Linked DNA regions of Homo sapiens: all the other regions are linked to region 2. Evidence: chromatin contacts called from ENCODE Hi-C or POLR2A ChIA-PET data. All regions are on one chromosome and are shown on one strand. The core of a region is the stretch at or near the end of the contact, and the rest is flanking DNA. Distances in the headings are between cores, read along the strand shown. Region 1 overlaps IL19 (interleukin 19). Region 2 has its middle 33 kb from the start of NUAK2. Region 3 holds the start of LAX1 (lymphocyte transmembrane adaptor 1). Region 4 has its middle 16 kb from the start of BTG2. Region 5 overlaps ATP2B4 (ATPase plasma membrane Ca2+ transporting 4). Region 6 holds the start of EIF2D (eukaryotic translation initiation factor 2D). Region 7 overlaps IL19 (interleukin 19).

Region 1 (2,700 bases), core at 155-2,654, 1.5 Mb after region 2:
TATTAAAGCTCAATCCCTGGTTGCCCACCTGATTGTGGGAGACCATCTATAGAAGGAGGGGAAAAAGAAACTCCTTTTCCCAGGGTGCTGGACTAAGAACTCCAGAGGCCCTAAGTTGTCTCGACCTTCAGATGTAGTTCAAAATAGTTTAAGGAGGCCCAACAAGGTTCTGATACTCTTTTGATGATTTTAAAAGTATTCTTTTTAAGATTAAAATACTTAAAATACAAGGAATACTTTCTAAACAGTATTATTCTTTCAAGTAATTAAGGAGAATCTGTTTGTACCTTGGCTTTTGGGTGATCTGAGACTGTTCCCAGCAAGAACCTTGAATTCAGGTGCCTCAAGCAGTGGGTTGGATATAAATTGGTATCAGGTAGTCAACTGGTTTCACGAAAGCGGCTAAGGGTTGTGCACTTGAGCCTCTCTTATGTGGCAGACCTTATATACCTCTGACAGCAAAGGCTGGAAGTGCCTTCCCCACTTTGCTCAACCCCCAGCCCTACCCTGGGTCCAAGTGTTCTGTTATTGGAAACCCCAAGATGTGCTCTGTCTTTGGGCTTGTCTTTGCAGCAGAGCATGGTGGTTAAGTGTGCGGGCCCTGGAGTCGGACTGGGTTTGCAACCCAGCTCTGCCCTTTCCCATCTGTGTGACCTTGGGCAAGTTTCTGAGCCTCCCTGTGCGGCAGTATCTATATACAATTGGAGATGATAATTGGTGCTGTCGTAGTGTTGCAAGGGCGGAATGAGTGACTGTACACAATGCTTGGATGAATACTTGACATACAGCAAGTAGCCAGCCCACCTGAAGTGTAGTGGTTGATGTTTTTCCTTGGGAATACTCAGCTGCTAAAAGCTAAGTATGTCTCTTCGTGGATCTGAAGACTTGGAACAGACCAATTTCAACTCCAATATTCTGAGGATGTTACAGGGAGACAGAGAAGTCAGTCTCATAGTAGAAAGACTGACTGGCTCAGGCATTTAGGAGGCCTAGTTTCCAGCCCTGGACCTTCTACTATGAGATCCCAAACAAGTTCCTTTTCATCCCTTGGCCTTGCTTTCCGCATCAATAATCCAAGGGCTTGCCAGAGTTGTTTTTCTAAGAAGATTTCCAAAGCTAATGCCCTTAAATTTTGTGATTCCCCTATCTCTCCTCCCAGCCTGCCCCTTCTGTTCCCCTCGGCAGGAGCGAGCGAACATGAGTGGTTCTGATACATATTTTCCTTCCTTTCCAAATCCACCAGGTCAGCACAAGACCAGGCCCTGTCAGCCTCTTCTAGCTCATAGCTTCTGCCCAGCCCTGGAAGTGCCATTCTGTAAGAGAAACAAAACCTTTTCCTCCGGCAGCTTTTGCGTGTGTTCACCTGTATTTCCTTCTCGCAATCCTGGCCCCCAGCACTTTGAGGTTGCAGTTTCGTTGTGAGTCAGGCCTGCTGAGAGCAGTGGAAATCAGAAGAGCCTCCACTTGGTAGGGGAGGACGTGATGCTGCCTTTTCCTCAAGAGCATGGCCCCGGGGGCGGCGGGGGTGTGGAAGGGAGGTGGTCACCTTCCGGAAGTGGATTTCTCACATTGACTGTTTCAGGGAGAAAAGAAGATTACTGGAAAGCCCTAGAAAGCGCTTCACATCTCTTTCAGAAAGAACTTTGCGTTCTCAAGCAATTATCTGCACCACGCAGTAAAATGTCTGTGTTGCGTTGATGCCTGCGCGACGCAGGCCTATGCCGAGGAGGAAGTGTTGTTGGTGTACTTGGCTCCTGACGTGGGACTCAGATAATAAATTCCCTTGAGAGAGGTGACCATGGGATCCTGGATTCCCGTGGCAGAGCACAGTGAGGCCAGTCTGGGTGCTGGTTCAGTCCCAGGAGTTGCCAGCTGCTACGGGCTTTGAAGTATTAAAGTCCCCCAATGCCTCCATTGTATCCCATGGGAAAAGGCGAGCAGGCAGGGAGGAATGGCCAGTGCTAGAAACAGGATATCTGACCCCTGTGAAAACCACTGTGGATGAATACTCGGGTCATGCAGGCTCTGGATCAGCAGATTCTTGGATCCTTGAAGGAGGGTCCATGCAGGTAGACTTCAGGTAGACTGAAGACCCATGGAACACAAACATATATATAATGCAAAAGAACACATACACCACCCCCAATTTAGAAGTGCCTGTTTTCTATGGACTTGAGTGGCAACCATTGGCACTTCCTTAACCGTGCTTGTGAGAAATCCTTTACGAAATCACCAGCAACTTCTAGAGAGTCAGGAGGTCAAATACAGTGGTGGGAAAGAAGCCATGAAAATAACACTGAAATCCCTGGGTGGTTCTAATCCTGGAAGCTGAGTTCCTGTGGGGCTGATCTGTGAGCTGGGACAGGTGGGGAGGAGAGTAGGTCATCTGGGAGCATGTGGTTAAGCAGAGCAGAAGGTTAGCATTTCAATGGAGGGCTTACAGCCCCTCAGAGGGGAAAGTGCAGAGGGACCTCCAGAGAGGGCAGCCAGGGAGAGGGAGCAGAGTGTGACAGAAGTTGACCCAAGACGACCTCGACTATTTCAGATGTTGCCTGAGGCTGTTCATATGTCCAGTAGGAGAAAGAAGCTGTCCTTTGTAAATCTCATAGACCCCCAGCTCCCAAGAACCTGAACTAAGTTTGGTCCTATTTATAGTGTAACCCCTGCTTTGTAGGCTGTGAATGAATCAACATTTATAAG
Region 2 (2,700 bases), core at 55-2,554:
AGCCAGACTTGACCATGGGAGACCAGTTTTTAAGTTTCCAAGGAATTCTTGCTCCCTAAACATGTACTTGACCCAGAAAACTCTTCAGCCTTCAAGGCCCAACTCCCTCCACGAAGAATCTGTCCAGTGTCTGATGACTAAAGGCCCTGGATTCAGATCCAGCTTAGGCACCGCCTGGTCATTATCTGACTTCTCTACAGACTGTGCCTCTAGTAGGCTGGAGCCCTGGACTCAACTCAATATTTCACCCCTGCCCCTAGCAATAGGGGGTCAATGGACATTTGTTCAATAAGCTCTAGACACCAGAAAGGGTGAACTGTCTCTTGGCTTCAGTTGTTCTGTGACTTCAGGCTAAATCCAAAACCTCTGCGGTCAAAGAAGGCCATTGCCACCCCTCCCCACCCTGTTCCCTCTTAGGTGGAAGGCAATTGTGGCCCTTAGAAACCCTCTGAAGAAGCATCTAACAGCTTTTCTCAGGCCGAAATGGGAGAGGGTGAAGGTTTAGGAAAGAAAACGGTCATTCTTATGTCTTTCCCCAAACCAGATGATTTCCCTTTGTTCCAAACAGTTGGCAAAGACGTCTGGGCAGAGAAAGGGTCCTGACTTGATGCACTGCTCTGCAGGCAGCTGGGTGACTCCGGCCTCTGTTGGTTTGCAGCCTGGGCCAGGGCTGGGGAGTTGCTGAGGGGTGGGCTCAGGCTCACAGTAGGTAGGCTGCTGCTTGGGCTTTCAACTATTACCTCTGATCACAATGAATTCATGAATTTATATTAGTTTGATGCATATCTCTTCCACTGGACTTCCAACCTCTGGAGCGCAGGAACCACACTGTATTTAATTCTGGAGCCTCAGGGCCTGGCACAATGTCAAGCACACAGTAAGTGCTCAGTAAGTGCTAGAGACAAAAACGCACTGCAGCCTCCCTGCCAGCCTGATTTCTGGAGCATCCCTGACTCTCTTAATGGAAAGAGCTTCTCAGAGCTTCCCAAGCTGACTAGAGGAGGGACTGTCATGGTCATGGGCCCTGCTTCCCTCTTATAGTTCTCTTAGCTGGAAGGCAGGATCCTTCTCCTCTGAGCTGCTTCTGAGGCCACTTATTTGTTTATTTCCAAACCCAAAAATGCTTCTTAGGTTTTGCTGCCACCTGACTTGAAGCTCTGACCACCCCAGTGCTACTTCTGCTCTGCCCCATCCAGACATCAAGCGAGATTCATTCCCCCAGCCTCAGACAAACCACACCCCTATCACAACCGTAACTATTCTTAGCAGAGCAGGAAGGGGGGCGCTGCCGAATGACCTCGCTGCCTATAGAGACTTCACCTCCACCCACCCTTCACTCACCCGGTGTCACTTCCCCCTTTTAATAACAACAACACTGACACCAAGTTTCACTTCCACCACTTCCTGTGGGTTTTGTTCATCCTCAGCTGCTGAGGTTTCTAGAGGGTGGGTGAGTCTCTGGCCCAGCTGCAGGAAGGTCCCTCTGACTATAAACTCTACCCCTAAGCATTTAGAGGCTTGCCCTTCAGTCCTCAGACACATTCACCTTTCTTTTTTTTTGCTTTTTTTTTTTGTTTTTTTTTTTGAGGTAGAGTCTCACTCTGCTGCCCAGGCTGGAGTGCAGTGCAGTGGCACGATCTTGGCTCGCTGCAACCTCTGCCTCCCAGCTTCAAGTGATTCTCCTGTCTCAGCTTCCTGAGTAGCTGGGATTACAGGCATGTGCCACCATACCTGGCTAATTTTTGTATTTTTAGTAGAGGCAGTATTTCTCCATGTTGGCCAGGCTGGTCTTGAACTCCTGACCTCAGCCTCCCAAAGTGCTGGGATTATAGGTGTGAGCCACCGCACCTGGCCACATTCTCCTTTTTTTTCTTTTTTTTTTTTTTCCAGACAGAGTTTTGCTCTTGTTGCCCACGCTGGAGTGCAATGGTGTGATCTCAGCTCACCGCAACCTCCGCCCTCTGGGTTCAAGCGATTCTCCTACCTCAGCCTCCCAAGTAGCTGGGATTACAGGCATACACCACGACACCCGGCTAATTTTGTATTTTTAGTAGAGACGGGGTTTCTCCATGTTGGTCAGGCTGGTCTTGAACTCCTGACCTCAGGTGATCCGCCTGCCTTGGCCTCCCAAAGTGCTGGGATTACAGGCATGAGCCACCACACTTGGCCCACATTCTCCTTTTTTAAAGCTGTCCAGAATAGGGGATTCTCCATCCTTCCCTGGGTCAGAATCCCAATATCTGATCCAAGTTCATCCTGTTGACTAACCCAAATCTCTCCTGCTATTAGGGTTGCCATATTTTGCAAGTAAAAATACAGAACACAGAACACCCATTTAAATTTGAATTTCAGATAAACAATGAATAGAAGGCCAGGGGCAGTGGCTTATGCCTGTAATCCCAGCACTTTGGGAGGCTGAGGTGGGCGGATCATGAGGTCAGGAGTTCGAGACCAGCCTGATCAACATGGTGAAACCCTATCTCTACTAAAAATACAAAAATTAGCCGCGTGTGGTGGCGTGCGCCTGTAATCCCAGCTACTCAGTAGGCTGAGGCAGGAGAATTGCTTGAACCCAGGAGACGGAGGTTGTAGTGAGCCGAGACTGTACCACTGTACTCCAGCCTGGGCAAAAGAGCAAGACTCCGTCTCAAAAAAAAAAAAAACAAAAAAAAAAATGAATAACTTTTTAGTTAAGCATGT
Region 3 (2,700 bases), core at 147-2,646, 1.5 Mb before region 2:
TGGGTAGATAAGATAAGTGAGGCCCTGAAATGATCACATGCAATGGAAAAGTTCTTTAAAAAAAAAAAAAATTTTTTTTTTTTAATTAGCAGTCATGGTTCTGAGGTTTGGTTCCATGTGCCCTTTCCGTGTACTGCCTTCCGAGGTCCTGATTCTCACAGTCCCTTATTGGTTCCAATGGCCCAGGACCCCAGTCCTTGCCACCAGCATGATGGATCTTGTGAGTAGTCCTAGTTCCTACTCAGACCTGATCCAAAGGAGAAGTGGGCAGAGACCCAGGTTCCAGCTCCAGCACCAGCTGCCTCTGAGCCATTTCTGCTTCCTACCAGGTGAAGCTCCTGGGAGGGAAGGGGCCCAGGACCTGGAATGATAAAGCTCCCTGGAAAGCCAGCCATGGCCAGTCTGCAGCCCCTGGGGACTCTGTGAGAGTCTGGATGCAGACAGGCCAGGGGCTGCCACCTCAGGAAAGCTGAGGACCTCAATGTCCACTGGGAAGAGATGGGAGGGAGGCATGGTTCTAGGAGGGTACTGCTGGTCTGCCCTTCCATTCATCTGGGAATCCATTTCCTTGTGGAAAGTGCAATCAGAGAGGTTCTTCACATCCTTACAACAGTCTTAGTGGCCCCTTCTCTTTGGACTCTCCCAAGATGCAAAGAGTGTTTCCGGAGATTAGTAGGCTCAAGAAGGGAGGGGAGTTAGCAATAAATTTTGAACAATCTTCAAACACTTTGGGTAGCTCTTAAGGATGAACTTGTTCAGCTTCTGAGACAGGTGTGTGACAAGTAAGACTGTGACTGATCTTCAGAAGAGCCCTGAGAACAGGAGATCACCAGCAGCCAGGAGCTGTGGAAGGTTGCCTTGGGGGAGCAGGGGTCCTGCTAACCCAGCATAACTTCTATTCTTAAGGTAGTACCCAGAGCAGAGGTTCCCAAAACATGAAACACAGATGAGCTCCATCAAAATCACCTGAAAGCTCCATCAAATTCACCTGGAAAGCATCGATAGCCAAAGCCTGCCCCCTCTGCAGCCTCCACCCACTGAATCAGAAGAGGGTCCCGGAGATCTGCATTTCACTCTAAAAGGCAACCTCCAGTGCTCCTTAGACTTGCTTAGAAAATACTGTAAATCTGAAGACTTATACAACTCTAAGTGTCTCAGAAACTCAGGGTGAAGAATCACAAGTTCTCTACTACCCTGCCCCATTTTTAATCACACTCATCACAGACCACAGAGCACCTGGCAAACCCAGGAACGGTGGGTTGAAGATATGTTTTCTTCTAGCAGATTAAGAGCTGAGCAGAGTTTCCTGTGCCCTGTGCTTCATTAGCACATTGGTGGTGTCGTTTCCGGTGACTGACTCTCTGTTTCCATTCTGGCAAAGTGGTTTGCTCTTTTCACTCTGCTTTGGGTGTTGAAGGAAGACGAGCTTCTCACGGAGCCTCTCTTGAGCCTCTTGGCAGTTTCCCCCTCTGTGCCCCTCACGTTTCCACCAGAAACGTGAAGGCAGAGGCCACAGATTCTCCCTGAGCCACCTCACTTGGAAGCACCATGTCCGGATGAGATCGCACTTCCTGCAGTGGGCATTAGCCACGTCCAGGTAGAACCAAACCTGTTGCTTTTGTATGTTGGGTCAACTTGGCCTGACGTTTCAGAGGTAGACACGAGATAGGGAGTTTGTTGCGGGGGTGGGGAGAAGTGGTAGACATGCTGGCTAACTGATTATGATTAAGAGAAACTTAGAAGCTGAAGCCAGAGAGCATCTCAAAGGTTCCTGATACAATGGATGGTGTCACTCCAACCCTTTCGACAATCAGAGGGAGGACCTTGGAGTCCAGCACTCTGCATGTGACTCCCCGCAGCCTGGACAGGTGAGTGACTCAGGGTGGTGAGCTCCACCCTGCCCTGATTTAGGCAGAAGGTCCTAGTCCACCCTTAGGAGCTTCTTACACAGCAGTGCTGCCACCTCTCAACACCCAGGCTCGGTCTACTAAACCACCAAACTCTAGGCTTGGAGGCATTTGCTCAGGGGTGCTAGGGGGAAAGGAAGGTATTGAGGAAAGAAAGAAAATATTGTGGTAGAGGAAAAACTGTGATAACACTGGCCCTTAAAGCTAGTTGCTTAGACTGGTTGGATTTCTCACCTCTCGGAGGCCCTGAACCCTATCATCAGTCTTTCCTAGGTGTCACCATGACAGAAACAAAAGGCTGAGTTTTCCAAGGATGTGTTTTGAGATCCAAAAACTTGTCATGAATAAAAAATGTAGTGATAGATGTAATAAAGATACGTCCTTAGGACGTAAAATCTTACAGAACTAATCATGGGTATGAATTACTGCTACTACTTTCAATCTCATACAAACAAAATTAAAAATCCATCCACAGTTGAAACTTTAAAAACATTGGCAGCTGACTGGGCGCGGTGGCTCACACCTGTAACCCCAGCACTTTGGGAGGCCGAGTGGGGCGGATCACCCCCACTCTTGAACCAGCCTGGCCAAGACCAGCCTGGCCAACATGGTGAAACCCCGTTTCTACTAAAAATACAAAAATTAGCCGGGAGTGGTAGCATGCTCCTGTAGTCCCAGCTACTCAGGAGGCTGAGGCAGGAGAATCACTTGAACCCGGGAAACAGAGGTTGCAGTGTCATGTCATTGTACTCCAGCCTGGGCAACAAAAGCGAAACTCTGTCTCAAAAAATAA
Region 4 (2,700 bases), core at 26-2,525, 2.0 Mb before region 2:
GTGGTGTGATCTTGGTTCACTGCAACCTCTGCCTCCCCAGTTCAAGCCATTCTCCTGCCTCAGCCTCCCAAGTAGCTGGGATTACAGGCACGTGCCATCACACCGGGCTAACTTTTGTATTTTTAGTAGAGACAGAGCTTCAACACAATGGCCAGGTTGGTCTCAAACTCCTGACCTCAAGTGATCTGCTGGCCTCGGCCTCCCAAAGTGCTGGGATTACAGGCGTGAGCCACCGGGCCCGGCAGCACATTGCTTTGAGTTGACGTCTGGTGGCTCTGCAAGCCCTTCTCCCCTCTCCAACTGTCGTCACTCACACCTCCATGGCAGGAATCATTTCTATTTCCTTTTTCACCTCCATGTGCTTGTCTACCATTCTGCACGGAGCAGGCCTAAGTACACTGACCATTGGATGACAGATACGGGTTGAACAAACTACAGTGTGGTCCTCAGGTAGCTGTGGGGCAAGTGTCCCCTCCTCACCACCCCTCCATCCTCCCACTCTAAACCTAAAAGGAAAAGTGCTCTATTTGGGAGTCTCCTAAGAGGGAGTGAAGGAGCTCTGTAAGCTAAGCCAGCCTGCATACATGGTTCCCGGCACAAAGTCTACACACCAGTGAACACGTTCTTGGGTGGATGCTGGATGCTGATGGCAGGGCTTCATTTGATGTTGGTGAAGTCAGTTCTACCCTGAACCTCAACAACTTGAAATCATAAGCAGTAAATAGGCAGACACAGATGGAGATCTAGGTAAGTTTGGAAATAACTGAAGACTTATCTTTGGAATGAGCTTTCACATTACATGGGCGGGCTTTTACATCACGTGGGCTGATGAAGACTGATGATTCAGTCTTCATGCCTGAACCACGGGTTTACTTTTACATGGTCCACAGAGGTTCAGAAGCTCTGGCTGAGGCTAAGGAGGCAAAGCCTTCTGAGGAGTCTTTCCTGTATGATTGCTCTTGTTCTCACTCAAGGCAAGCTGGTGCTAGACAGGGATGATCCCTTTACTGTGTATGTGTTAGTGGGGGACTGAGAGGAGGATGGTGCATTTCAGCAACTCAGCTGTTAGTTCCCAGCAGCTGGTGGGTGCCATGAGAAGTGCAATTAAGCCCCTGACCCCCCTCCCCCAGCTCCTCCCCAGCCTAGCTACTCCCTTGCAAACCCTTTCTTCGTGGGCAGAATGTTCCCTTGCCAGCTGCCTGCTCCTCCAGGTGTTTCCTGTACTCTCTATTTACTGGCTGGGGTGGCTGAGGGTGGAGAGAGGGAGTCTGTTTTGGTTTCCTGTTAGCCAATGGCAGTGGGTGTGGGGAAGGCTGGCGCTCCTGTATCTAGGGGGAGCTAACCACAAGCAGCAGCTGCCTCCTGACACCTGCCTTTCTGAGAGCATGTAAACAGTTAGGGGACGAGGGAGGAAGAAGGCCTCCTGAGCAGGGCAGACACTTCTGTTCGGTCAGGCTGGAAGAGGTCATTTCATAAGCTCCCAACCTCCATTCTTTCCAGGGGGGAAAGGGTGGGGTCAGGTCACCCCAATGACCTCAGGCCTCCCTGGACTCTAATCTCTACATGAGAAGCCCAGGTAGTACTGGGTCTACCTCCACTGTCTACCTGCCATGAAATGGATGGCACTGCCTCCCCAGGCAAAGGCCAGGAGTGGAGAGCGAGACCTTGGCAAAGCCTCCATTTCCTTACCTGAGACCTGAAACAGCTACACATTCCCCACCTTCACCAAGGTCCCCAAATCCAGCCAGCTTGGTGCAGAGACACTGTCACGGGTTTCCCCCTGGCCACTCTTCCCAAGAAGGCAGGACAGTATTTTTGGTTTGTTGCAGTTTTTCCAATCCAGTTGAAATGATACACTTGTCTATGTATGTGTGATCCTTCCCTTCTTTCCTTCCCTCCCTCATCCCCTTCCCTCCCCTCCTCTCTCCTCCCTTCCCCTCTTCTTCTCCCCTCTTCTCCCACTTCTCCCCTCCTCTCCCCTCCCTTCCCTCCTCCCCTCTCCTCTCCTCTCCTCTCTTTTCTCTTTCCTTGACAAGGTCTCACTCTGTCACCCAAGCTGGAGTACAGTGGCACCATCTTGGCTCACTGCACCCTCAAATTCCCGGGTTCAAGCAATCCTCTTGCCTCAGCCCCCGGAGTAGCTGGGACTACAGGCGTGCACCACCACACCCAGCTAATCTTCATATTCTTTATAGAGACAGGATTTTACCATGTTGCCCAGGCTGGTCTTAAACTCCTGAGTTCACGCTATCCACCTGCCTCGGCCTCCCAAAGTGCTGGGATTACAGGCTTGAACCACCATGCCTGGCCTCCTCAGAGCAGTTCTATAGCATTGACATTATTACCCTTAGACTGTAGAGGAAGAAACAGGCTCAGAAGGTTAAGCAAAATTACCTATGGGCACAGTGCTAGTAACTGGCAGTCAGGCTTGAATCCAAGACTGACTGAATAAACAAGAAAAATTATAGCAAACAACCCAGGGTTTCTTATGTTTCTTCTTGTCACGCTTAGTGCTCTTGTCTTCTGGATTCTAGGAACTTTTACACAAAGCCACAGTTCACTTTGCAGATAGCCTACATAAGATAAGCAGTCTGACATCCCAGTCTTACACATCTCTTATGCCCAAGCTCAGATCACCTCTCCTCTGTGAAATCATTGCCATTCATCCTAATGTTAGGTGATGTTTTAAAAACCTGCTGA
Region 5 (2,700 bases), core at 138-2,637, 1.6 Mb before region 2:
GCCTTTTCACTCTCCTTAAAATATCAGATAATATCCTCTTGAATACCTTACAGGGTAAGGTAAGTGACAAGAATCACTTGAAATACTGGATATGAAAGTGCTTTGTATATCATGGAGTGCCTACAAATATACAGATTCGTATTTATGGAGATTTTTGCATGGGAAAGTCCCTCCTTACTCCCCTGAGGTTGGGGAGACCATTCATTTCTCCAGCTCCTATAAAATTTGAGTCCTCTTTCTTGAGTAGGGTGGCTTCTCTCCACGCTGTAGAATGGGAGAGTGAATTCCAGTTAAGTGCGAATGATGTGTTCAAAGTGGGTGAAAAATCTTGGAATCTTGGGGCATTAAAAAGAATTCCTTAATTTATTTCCATTCTTGACCAAGCTAGTAGGTAACAGTGTGACCTTGAGCAAGTCACTTAACCTCTGAGCCTCACTTTTCTCATTCGTCATTAGTTTGTATCCACAAATGATAGTTATGATAATCTAAGGAGAGAGTATGGAATCTAAATGGAAGTGCTTTGAAAAGTTAAAAGTGCTTCACTTTAGGGTGGGCGTAGTGGTTCACGCCTATAATCCCAGTTCTTTGGGAGGCTGAGAATAGCTTGAGCCCAGGAGTTCGAGACCAGTCTGAGTAACATGGGGAAACCCCATCTCTACCAAAACCAAAACAAACAAAACAAAACAAAACAAAAAAATAGCCAGGCCTGGTGATGCATACCTGTAGTCCCAGCTACTCAAGAGGCTGAGGTGGGAGGATCACTGAGCCCAGGAAGGTTGAGGCTGCAGTGAGCCTTAATCATGCCACTGTACTCCAGCCTGGGCAACAGAGACCCTGTCTAAAAAACAAGCAAAAAACCAAGTGCTGTACTTTACAGACCAGAAAAATTGAGGTCACGGAAACTCCACAGCCCCCACTCGTACCCGGCCAGGCATGTCACACTCGCCACTCTGGGGCCCAGGGTCCCCATACGCTAAGTAGGGTGTGCTCCAGGTTACCTCCCCTTCTTCCAGAGCTGCTGAGGACTAATGAGAACACTCACTTGTAGACGCTGTAATAGCCTGTTTTGAAGCATCTCAGATTTACCCCAGCCTTCCCTTCCATGGTGATGTAAACGGAGTGGCTTTCACGCACACATCCCAGAACCAGCCCAGTTTTTGCCCTTGTCCTCTGACATAATGCATGCATTGATCAATAGACATTTATCAAGCATGCCTGCCCCGTAAAGCTTGGAGCGAGGCCCTGGTCCCCTGGGTTTTGGCAGCTCAAGGACGGGCGCTCCCGGGGAAGCTGTGCTGAGAAGTCGGCTGAGCCACTGAAGCCACAGGGTTTGGTTTCAGGGAGGCCAGGTGAGGGGCAGGGTGAGAACTGGGAGGGTTCCCCAGGTGTGTTCCCCGGGTTGTGGTGTGGTGTGATGTGGTGGGGGACAGGACGAGGGTCCCTGGGGAGGGAGAGAGGTGCTTGGCTGGCTGGGTCGAGTGAGTCATCGGCCCCCTCTGAGCAATCGCTGCTGCCCAGGTGGAGTCGGCCCGCCTTATTTGGGGCTTCTGTGCTGAGCCAGGCCTCCAGGGCTAAGGCGTTTGTTTCCCCAGCTGCTTCCCGGGCCGCGCTGGTAGCCAGCTGAGCCCGGCGCCTGCGGCTGAGTTGCACCGCGCAGAGGCCGGGGGAGCTGCAGGTCCGAACTCGGCCGGCCCGGGGCGAGGGCGGGCGGGGAGCGGGGCGGGCTAGGGCGAGCGAGGCTGCCACACCCCCGGGACTCGCTGGTGCGAGGCTCAGCATGCCGGCTGCGGAAGTCCCGCACAGGGCAGCTTCCAGGCCTCCTGTCCCTAGAGCAGTAAATGCAGATCAGCACTTCTGCCCCTCACTGTACTCCCACTCTCATCCCCTTCCTCCCTCTACCACCACCAAAAGGCCAGAATTTTTAAGTTGATTGATATTTTTTTATTAGGATAATAAAGTCAGATGCAGTATATTGTGTATGTTTTTTTGTTTCGTGTTGCGTTTTTGTAGAGATGGGGTCTCACTGTGTTGCCCAGGCTGCTCTCTTAATTCCTGGGCTCTAGTGATCCTCCTGCCTCGGCCTCCCAAAGTGCTGGGATTACAGGCATGAGCCACCATGCCTGGCCTTGACTGTGTTGTTAAATGGCTATTTTAGACCATGAAATTTTCAACAAAAGTTCTTATTTAAGAGTCTTGATATTTTTAGATAGTTCCATGGCTGTCTTTGATCATACAAGTTAAAAAATGTTGCTGGTAGAAATAGGAACCATTTTTTTTCTTCTCTCTCTCTGTCTCTGTCTTTCATTTCTAGTTCTATCTCTTTTGTTTATTTCTCAGATGCACAAAATTGGATGAGTCAAAATCTACAGTTCATTTTCTTGACTGGTTTATGCATGCCTCGCTTTTACTGCTTATTTATATATGCTATTAATGTTTTTTATTAACCTAATGAACACACTTGAACCCACCACCCAAAAATGAGATCACTATCATTTATTTGCATCCACCTATGACCCTTTCCTATCCCATCCCCCCACCTCATCACCCAGCCAAACCACTGTCTTGGGCTGTAATGTTGTATTCACCATTCTCTTGATAACCATATGTATGCCTAAAGAAACATATTATTTGTACTTGCTTTATATGCTTTATCTAAAAAATATACTAGCTGGGCACAGTAGTACGCACCTGCAGTCCCAG
Region 6 (2,700 bases), core at 133-2,632, 1.3 Mb after region 2:
TGCTTGCTTATTTTATGGGAGACAATGGAAGAAACAGAGAGAAGCAGATGTTAGGCAAGAACTACCTAATGGTAATGGCCATCTTCGTCCTGTTGTCATACCTGTTGGATACAGATTTTTCTCCAGTTCAAAGAGGATGGGGTTACCACCACTCACGTACACAGTCACTGCATCCCCTTTGTGAGCATACAACTTCACAATGTTGAGCTCCTCCTTTCCAGGTACTAACTCAGAGACTTGATCAGTTCCAAGGGTGGGGAAAGCAGTTGTCACATCAGCTCGAAGCTTTCTCCTGTGGAAAGCACACCAGCACTGTGAATGCTGCCTGGACAGACTTTTAATAAATATCAAGAACGAACTCAAAAGTGCTCACTATAAAATCACAAGGGCCAAAGAAAGATTGCCTGGTTTATGATGTCCTAGTCTCACACACACTCTTCTGAAACATCCTAAACTCTTTTTCATCCATTGTCATCTATTTTCACTCATTCCTGGGGTATGCCTTCCCATTTTATGGGTGGGAAAACAGGCCCAGTGAACAATCCAAGTTAGCCTGACACAGGAAACAGCCCTGCCTTCCTGACTTCATGCCTAGCCCTTGGGCCCACTCCTTTCTCATACATGCTTCGCAAATATGCCAGTTTATGATTAAATAACTATGCCATGAGACCTATAGACAACTATAAAGCACTGGTTACAAAATTCCAAACACAATCTCCATTTGTGACCCTGTCTGAACAGATACAGTTCTTCTTACCACATGTGCCTTATTCCCTCCCACCTCAGTTTCCAGCTGTCTCTCCTGCCAGAATTAATCACTAGTCATTTTTTTCTCTTATACTTTTAATTCTTGGTATCCCATCCGATCTCTCCCAAGGGGCATTAAGCTCTTTGGAGGGCAAGAATTCTGTATTCCTTCACTTCTGCATTCTCCACAACACCTTAAATAGTCTGCAGTCAGTAAACTCTGACTTAACTACGTTTTCTTTTAAACTCACTAGACTATCCAAAAGAGAGCCAGGTCCCCCTCCATCCTCACCTCAAAATGTGTCTAACCCACCCTTGCCTCCTGGGGTCCCTTCCCTGGCATACCCCTCGGCCTCCACCCGAGGATGTCGGCCAAGAATAGCGAGGGCTATGGGCCAGCGGGGCCCAAGAGGTGTCTGGTTGTTCCGTGGCAGAGCAGGCCCCTTTCCTCCCTCACCTGTCCGACCCCTTGATGGCCGTGTTGGACTTGACCCGAAAGGCCTTGGCAAACATGTCTGCTGGGGTGGCCTGGGGAAGAGAGCACAGAAGCCAGGGAATGTCAAGAAAGCGAGGGCGCAGCAGCTGCCAGGCCCTCAGCCGTGGGGGCAGCCATGCTGGGGCCCGGCCGCGAAAAGGGCCCGGCTGGAAACCAGGGCCGCGCAGCTTCGTGGCCGTTGCCGCTGGGGAGGCCGCGGCCGCCCCCAGTGGCGGTACCTGGAACTAAAGCAGGGCAGGGAGGGGCAGGGCCCAGGGAACGCCCCTCCCCCCCACCTTCCCATCCCCTCGCGGGCCTGGCTCTGCGCCTGCGCGAGCGGCTCGGGTTCCCCGTCCGTAGCGACTCGGCCACGCCAATAGCTGTTCTGTTTATTTCCTTCCACCCCATCAACCTTAGGAACTGCTTTGAGTAGAAGCTCTCTGCAAGCTCCCATTCCATTCGGTTCGGTTCAATTCCGCAAAAATAATTGAACTGATAAACAGTTCAGGCTTCGGCCGGGCGCGGTGGCCCAAGCCTGTTATCCCAGACTTTGGGAGGCCGAGGCGGGCGGACCGCTTAAGCCCAGAAGTTCGAGACCAGCCTGGGCAACATGGCGAAACCCCATCTCCATAAAAAATACAAAATAAAAAAAAAAAAAAAAAAAAAAAAAAAGAAAGAAAGAAAGAAAGAAAAAGAATTGGGAGGCCGAGGTGGGCGGATCACCTGAGGTCGGGAGTTCGAGACCAGCCTGATCAACATGGAGAAACCCTGTCTGTACTAAAAATACAAAATTAGCCGGGCATGGTGGAGCATGCCTGTAATCCCAGCTACTCGGGAGGCTGAGGCAGGAGAATTGCTTGAACCCGGGAGGCAGAGGTTGTGGTGAGCCGAGATTGCACAATTGCACTCCAGCCTGGGCAACAAGAGTGAAAGTCCGTCTCAAAAAAAAAAAAAAAAGAAAAGAAAAAAGAAAAATTCAGCCGGGTGTGGTGGCGCATGCCTGGGGAGGCTAAGGCGGTAGGATCGCTTGAGCCCAGGAGGCAGAGGTTGCCGTGAGCCGAGATTGTGCCACTGCACCCCACCTTGGACAACAGAGTAAGACTCCGTATCAAAAAAATCAAACAAACAAACAAAAAAACCTCGAGGGCTTTTTGAATATTTTTCTTTATTTTATTTTATTTTGTTTACTTGGAGACAGGGTCTCGCTGTGTCACCCAGGCTGGAGTGCAGTGGCGCAATCTCAGCTCAATGCAGCCTCCACCTCCCGGGCTCAAGCGATCCATCCGCTTCAGCCTCCCGAGTAGCTGGGACTACAGGCGGGCACCACCACACCAGGCTAATTTTTGTATTTTTTGTAGAGACAGGATCTCACCTTGTTGCCCAGGCTGGTCTCAAACTCCTGAGGTCAAGAGATCTGTCCGCCTCGGCCTCCCAAAGTGGTGGGATTACAGGACAGGTGTGAACCACCAAGTCGGGCC
Region 7 (2,700 bases), core at 200-2,699, 1.5 Mb after region 2:
TGACTGTTGGGATTGAGGTAGGATGAAGGCAGCTTTGGGAAGAACTCCAGTGAGCAGAAAAAGGGAAGGGACATTTGGGTGGAAGAAACAGTTTGAACGAAGGCACCTCCATAGAAAGGCATGGACAAACATGGGAGCTTGCAGGAAAGGAGGGGAAGGGGAGGCTGCAGCACAGGGGGCTCCCAGCATGGTCCTGGGCTCCTTGTGTGCATCAGTGAATGCACCAGGCCTTTGCAGAAACTTGATGTATTGGCACTGATCCATAGAGAAGGGAACAGAGGCCCAGGAAGGAAGGTCACACAGCTTATGAGTTGGTGATGGAGATGGGATTAGACCATTCCATTAGACTTTAAAACACATGGCTTATTGGGGCCCTAGAGAACACCTAGTAATTCAGGTTGCCTGGTGCCTACAGTAAGTCAGTAGGTTGTGAGAGGAAAGGTGTACATGACAGAATTATATTATTCATAATATCTGGGTGGTTTTTTTTTCTGCCTTCCATGTACCAAAACCTGGGCTAAGCATTTTTATATATTACCTCATCAAAACGAACAGCACCTTTATCAAGCGATTACCCCTATTTTACAGATAAGGAAACTAAATGTCAGAGAGTTCAATAATTTTCCCAAGATCACGAAGCCAATAAGTGATGGAGTCATGACTTAAATTCAGGTCTTTTGGTGACACAACCCAGACTAATTGGGAAAGAGCTTCATGGGTAAATCGTGAGTCATACTTAATTTCAATTCCTGGTGACATAATGAGGGTACAAATTTTCAATTTTTTTTTTCTTTTTTTTTTGCCATGGGCAAGTTCCAAGCCTGGGCTTCTCTTCCAACACTGTCCCTCCCTTCCCTGTATAGTTCTGCTCACTTGTCCTGTCTTCTTGCTCTGTCCTCTATGCCCACATGTATAGAACTGGATCCCCAATCAAGGCTAACTGCTAGCCTTAAAGAAAGACCAATCTTCTGGCAGATAAGAAGGACTGTTAAGGAAGACGAGGGGACAGGAAAGCAAGGGGAATGTCAAAGAAATAAGGGGCCTGGCCAATATCTCAAGAACAGAAGCAGCTGTGGCCCTGGAAGGGCGAGGGGGACGTCATTTCCTTTTCCAGATCCCTTTTTTCCTTTGAGGTTCAGTCCCAAATGGGTAAAGTTCAAATACTAGTCTTACTCAGAATTCCCTAGTCCTGCTTGCTCAAAAGGTGGATTTTCTGGCCTCACTCCAATCTTCAAAACATCTTTTTGTGGGGCTTGAGAGTCTGCCTTTTAAAATAGCACCCCAGAGAGTCTACACATTGAGGGCCTTGGCTTCTGTAATGCAGTTACATCCATGGGCTTTCGCTGTTGCTGCTGAGAGAACTTGGGGTGCCAGGAAGTCGGGGTTGGATGCCTTCCAGTTCCCTGCCCTAATCAGAGGCATTGACCTGGAGGCCCTGTGTAGGAGTCCCCATCTTTCGGAATTAGTGATGTGGTTAGAGTAGCAACGTGACTCTCTGTGGACGGAAGAAGGTAGGTCGGATGTGAGAGTCTCCCTCCATGAACATGTGTGCGTCATCTGAGTCAAAGCTTGTATCTTTACTCTCAAAAACAAGTCATTTTTGTTCCTGTCAGCATCTTGGCCAGCCCACAACAAAGAGTACAAGCTGGATGCTTGTACTGTGCTGCGATAAAGAGGCCCAGACACAGGCCTCAGGTGATCCTACAGAGCATGGCTGGAGAGAACAGGAAAGGATTATTCCCCTGGGGGCTGATGGGGCTGCCTTCAGCAACACAAAAACATGCTTACAGAAAACTGCTGGAGGACATAGGAGTGATCTGCTTGCAATGAGGTTTTTCAACCACCAGGAATGGGGTGACCTAGTCCAGAGCCCTCTAATAAAGTGACTTTCAAACTGACTGCACTTCAAAATAATCCTAAGCTTTAACAAATAGAGATGCCCAGGCTTCATCCCAGATGTACAAAATTCAACTCTCAGGGACAGGGTCTGGGACTCTGTGCAAAGCCCCCTGGGAATTCTGGAACAACTAATCTGGCATTGCTCTAGGAAATAGCACTTGGAAAGCACTCCAGCAAGGTGGGAGGGAAAATTATTCCAGCTTGAACACTACAATATCAAGTAATCCTTTCTCTCTTCGCCCTGTCTCTTCCCTTCCCTTTCTTGCTCTCTGTAACAGGCAGGAGGCTCAGAAGAGCTTCTTCTCTCACGCTTCTTGCAGGGCAGTACAGGGAAAGATGTAGCTGTGTAAATTCCAGGAGGGCTTCAGGTATATTTAAATATGGGTTGCTTGCCACATTCACCTGCCTATCAAGTTTGCAGATGACAACTGCAGAATGTGGCACCCAGGTCTTGAAAGTCATGAAGCAGAATTGGATAACATCTGTCCGAGTCATGACAAAGAGGGTTCCTGTGCTGGGAGTGGGGGCTAATGAACCTGGAGATCCTTTCCAACACAGACATTCCCTGATGCCAATGATAACCTTTTCAAATTGTTGTTTTCTTGATTTTTATCTGTTTCTGGCACCTCATTTGATTCCCTATATGACAATAACCCCCAGGTTGAGTGCACTGAAATAATTTAGGTAATGAGAAGCTGAAAGTTACTACAGATGGAAGGAATTAGGGTGTATAAAGTGTGCATTGTGTGAGTCATAGGCTGTGTCTTTAAGCAACAAGCTTTTATTGGTGTCAGCATCTTT

What was found. Hi-C counts contacts between places; a loop is a spot of excess contacts on that map. ChIA-PET counts read pairs that join two places held with the same protein, here RNA polymerase II (POLR2A). Pooled maps may share reads with other maps.
Region 1: a loop to region 2 is called in a pooled map, with 5 times the contacts of the local background. The contact joins two enhancer-like sites. A Hi-C loop is called at or near these places in 2 of 37 single-sample maps with no recorded cell type and 3 of 50 pooled maps.
Region 3: a loop to region 2 is called in a pooled map, with 4 times the contacts of the local background. The contact joins the promoter of LAX1 here to the enhancer-like site in region 2. A Hi-C loop is called at or near these places in 1 of 37 single-sample maps with no recorded cell type and 4 of 50 pooled maps. POLR2A ChIA-PET finds 5 or more read pairs at or near these places in 1 of 52 experiments (activated T-cell).
Region 4: a map of natural killer cell shows a loop between it and region 2 (7-fold over the local background). The contact joins two enhancer-like sites. A Hi-C loop is called at or near these places in 2 of 168 maps with a recorded cell type or tissue (naive thymus-derived CD4-positive, alpha-beta T cell and natural killer cell), 7 of 37 single-sample maps with no recorded cell type and 12 of 50 pooled maps. POLR2A ChIA-PET finds 5 or more read pairs at or near these places in 2 of 52 experiments (CD4-positive, alpha-beta T cell and T-cell).
Region 5: a loop to region 2 is called in a pooled map, with 7 times the contacts of the local background. The contact joins two enhancer-like sites. A Hi-C loop is called at or near these places in 1 of 37 single-sample maps with no recorded cell type and 3 of 50 pooled maps.
Region 6: a map with no recorded cell type shows a loop between it and region 2 (20-fold over the local background). The contact joins the promoter of EIF2D here to the enhancer-like site in region 2. A Hi-C loop is called at or near these places in 1 of 37 single-sample maps with no recorded cell type and 2 of 50 pooled maps. POLR2A ChIA-PET finds 5 or more read pairs at or near these places in 1 of 52 experiments (activated T-cell).
Region 7: a loop to region 2 is called in a map of CD8-positive, alpha-beta T cell, with 10 times the contacts of the local background. The contact joins two enhancer-like sites. A Hi-C loop is called at or near these places in 1 of 168 maps with a recorded cell type or tissue (CD8-positive, alpha-beta T cell), 1 of 37 single-sample maps with no recorded cell type and 6 of 50 pooled maps.

The regions. Positions count from the first base shown.
Region 1 is chr1:206,783,152-206,785,851 of GRCh38, forward strand. The region is part of intron 1 of IL19 (interleukin 19); the gene reads left to right. Among named protein-coding and RNA genes, the nearest start is that of IL10, 12 kb to the left of the region's middle. RefSeq lists an enhancer at 1,193-1,252. Within about 2 kb of position 1,405, at least 3 of the 41 ENCODE cell types and tissues checked have a DNase peak (open chromatin) inside an H3K27ac peak, as active enhancers do.
Region 2 is chr1:205,287,052-205,289,751 of GRCh38, forward strand. No RefSeq gene overlaps it. Among named protein-coding and RNA genes, the nearest start is that of NUAK2, 33 kb to the right of the region's middle. Within about 2 kb of position 1,305, at least 13 of the 41 ENCODE cell types and tissues checked have a DNase peak (open chromatin) inside an H3K27ac peak, as active enhancers do; they include CD4-positive, alpha-beta T cell, CD8-positive, alpha-beta T cell and natural killer cell, where a contact is called at or near this core.
Region 3 is chr1:203,763,787-203,766,486 of GRCh38, forward strand. LAX1 (lymphocyte transmembrane adaptor 1) reads left to right here and starts at 1,397. Exons shown (of 5, transcript NM_017773.4): 1 at 1,397-1,868. The coding sequence starts at 1,780. RefSeq lists an enhancer at 1,280-1,639.
Region 4 is chr1:203,319,841-203,322,540 of GRCh38, forward strand. No RefSeq gene overlaps it. Among named protein-coding and RNA genes, the nearest start is that of BTG2, 16 kb to the left of the region's middle. Within about 2 kb of position 1,276, at least 24 of the 41 ENCODE cell types and tissues checked have a DNase peak (open chromatin) inside an H3K27ac peak, as active enhancers do; they include CD4-positive, alpha-beta T cell and natural killer cell, where a contact is called at or near this core.
Region 5 is chr1:203,648,949-203,651,648 of GRCh38, forward strand. The region is part of intron 1 of ATP2B4 (ATPase plasma membrane Ca2+ transporting 4); the gene reads left to right. Among named protein-coding and RNA genes, the nearest start is that of ATP2B4, 23 kb to the left of the region's middle. RefSeq lists a silencer at 1,584-1,753. Within about 2 kb of position 1,388, at least 29 of the 41 ENCODE cell types and tissues checked have a DNase peak (open chromatin) inside an H3K27ac peak, as active enhancers do.
Region 6 is chr1:206,611,083-206,613,782 of GRCh38, forward strand. EIF2D (eukaryotic translation initiation factor 2D) reads right to left here and starts at 1,383. Exons shown (of 15, transcript NM_006893.3): 1 at 1,205-1,383; 2 at 102-292. The coding sequence starts at 1,260. RefSeq lists an enhancer at 1,076-1,145 and a silencer at 1,436-1,645.
Region 7 is chr1:206,801,887-206,804,586 of GRCh38, forward strand. All of the region lies in intron 2 of IL19 (interleukin 19), which reads left to right. Among named protein-coding and RNA genes, the nearest start is that of IL10, 31 kb to the left of the region's middle. RefSeq lists an enhancer at 1,292-1,341. Within about 2 kb of position 1,450, at least 6 of the 41 ENCODE cell types and tissues checked have a DNase peak (open chromatin) inside an H3K27ac peak, as active enhancers do; they include CD8-positive, alpha-beta T cell, where a contact is called at or near this core.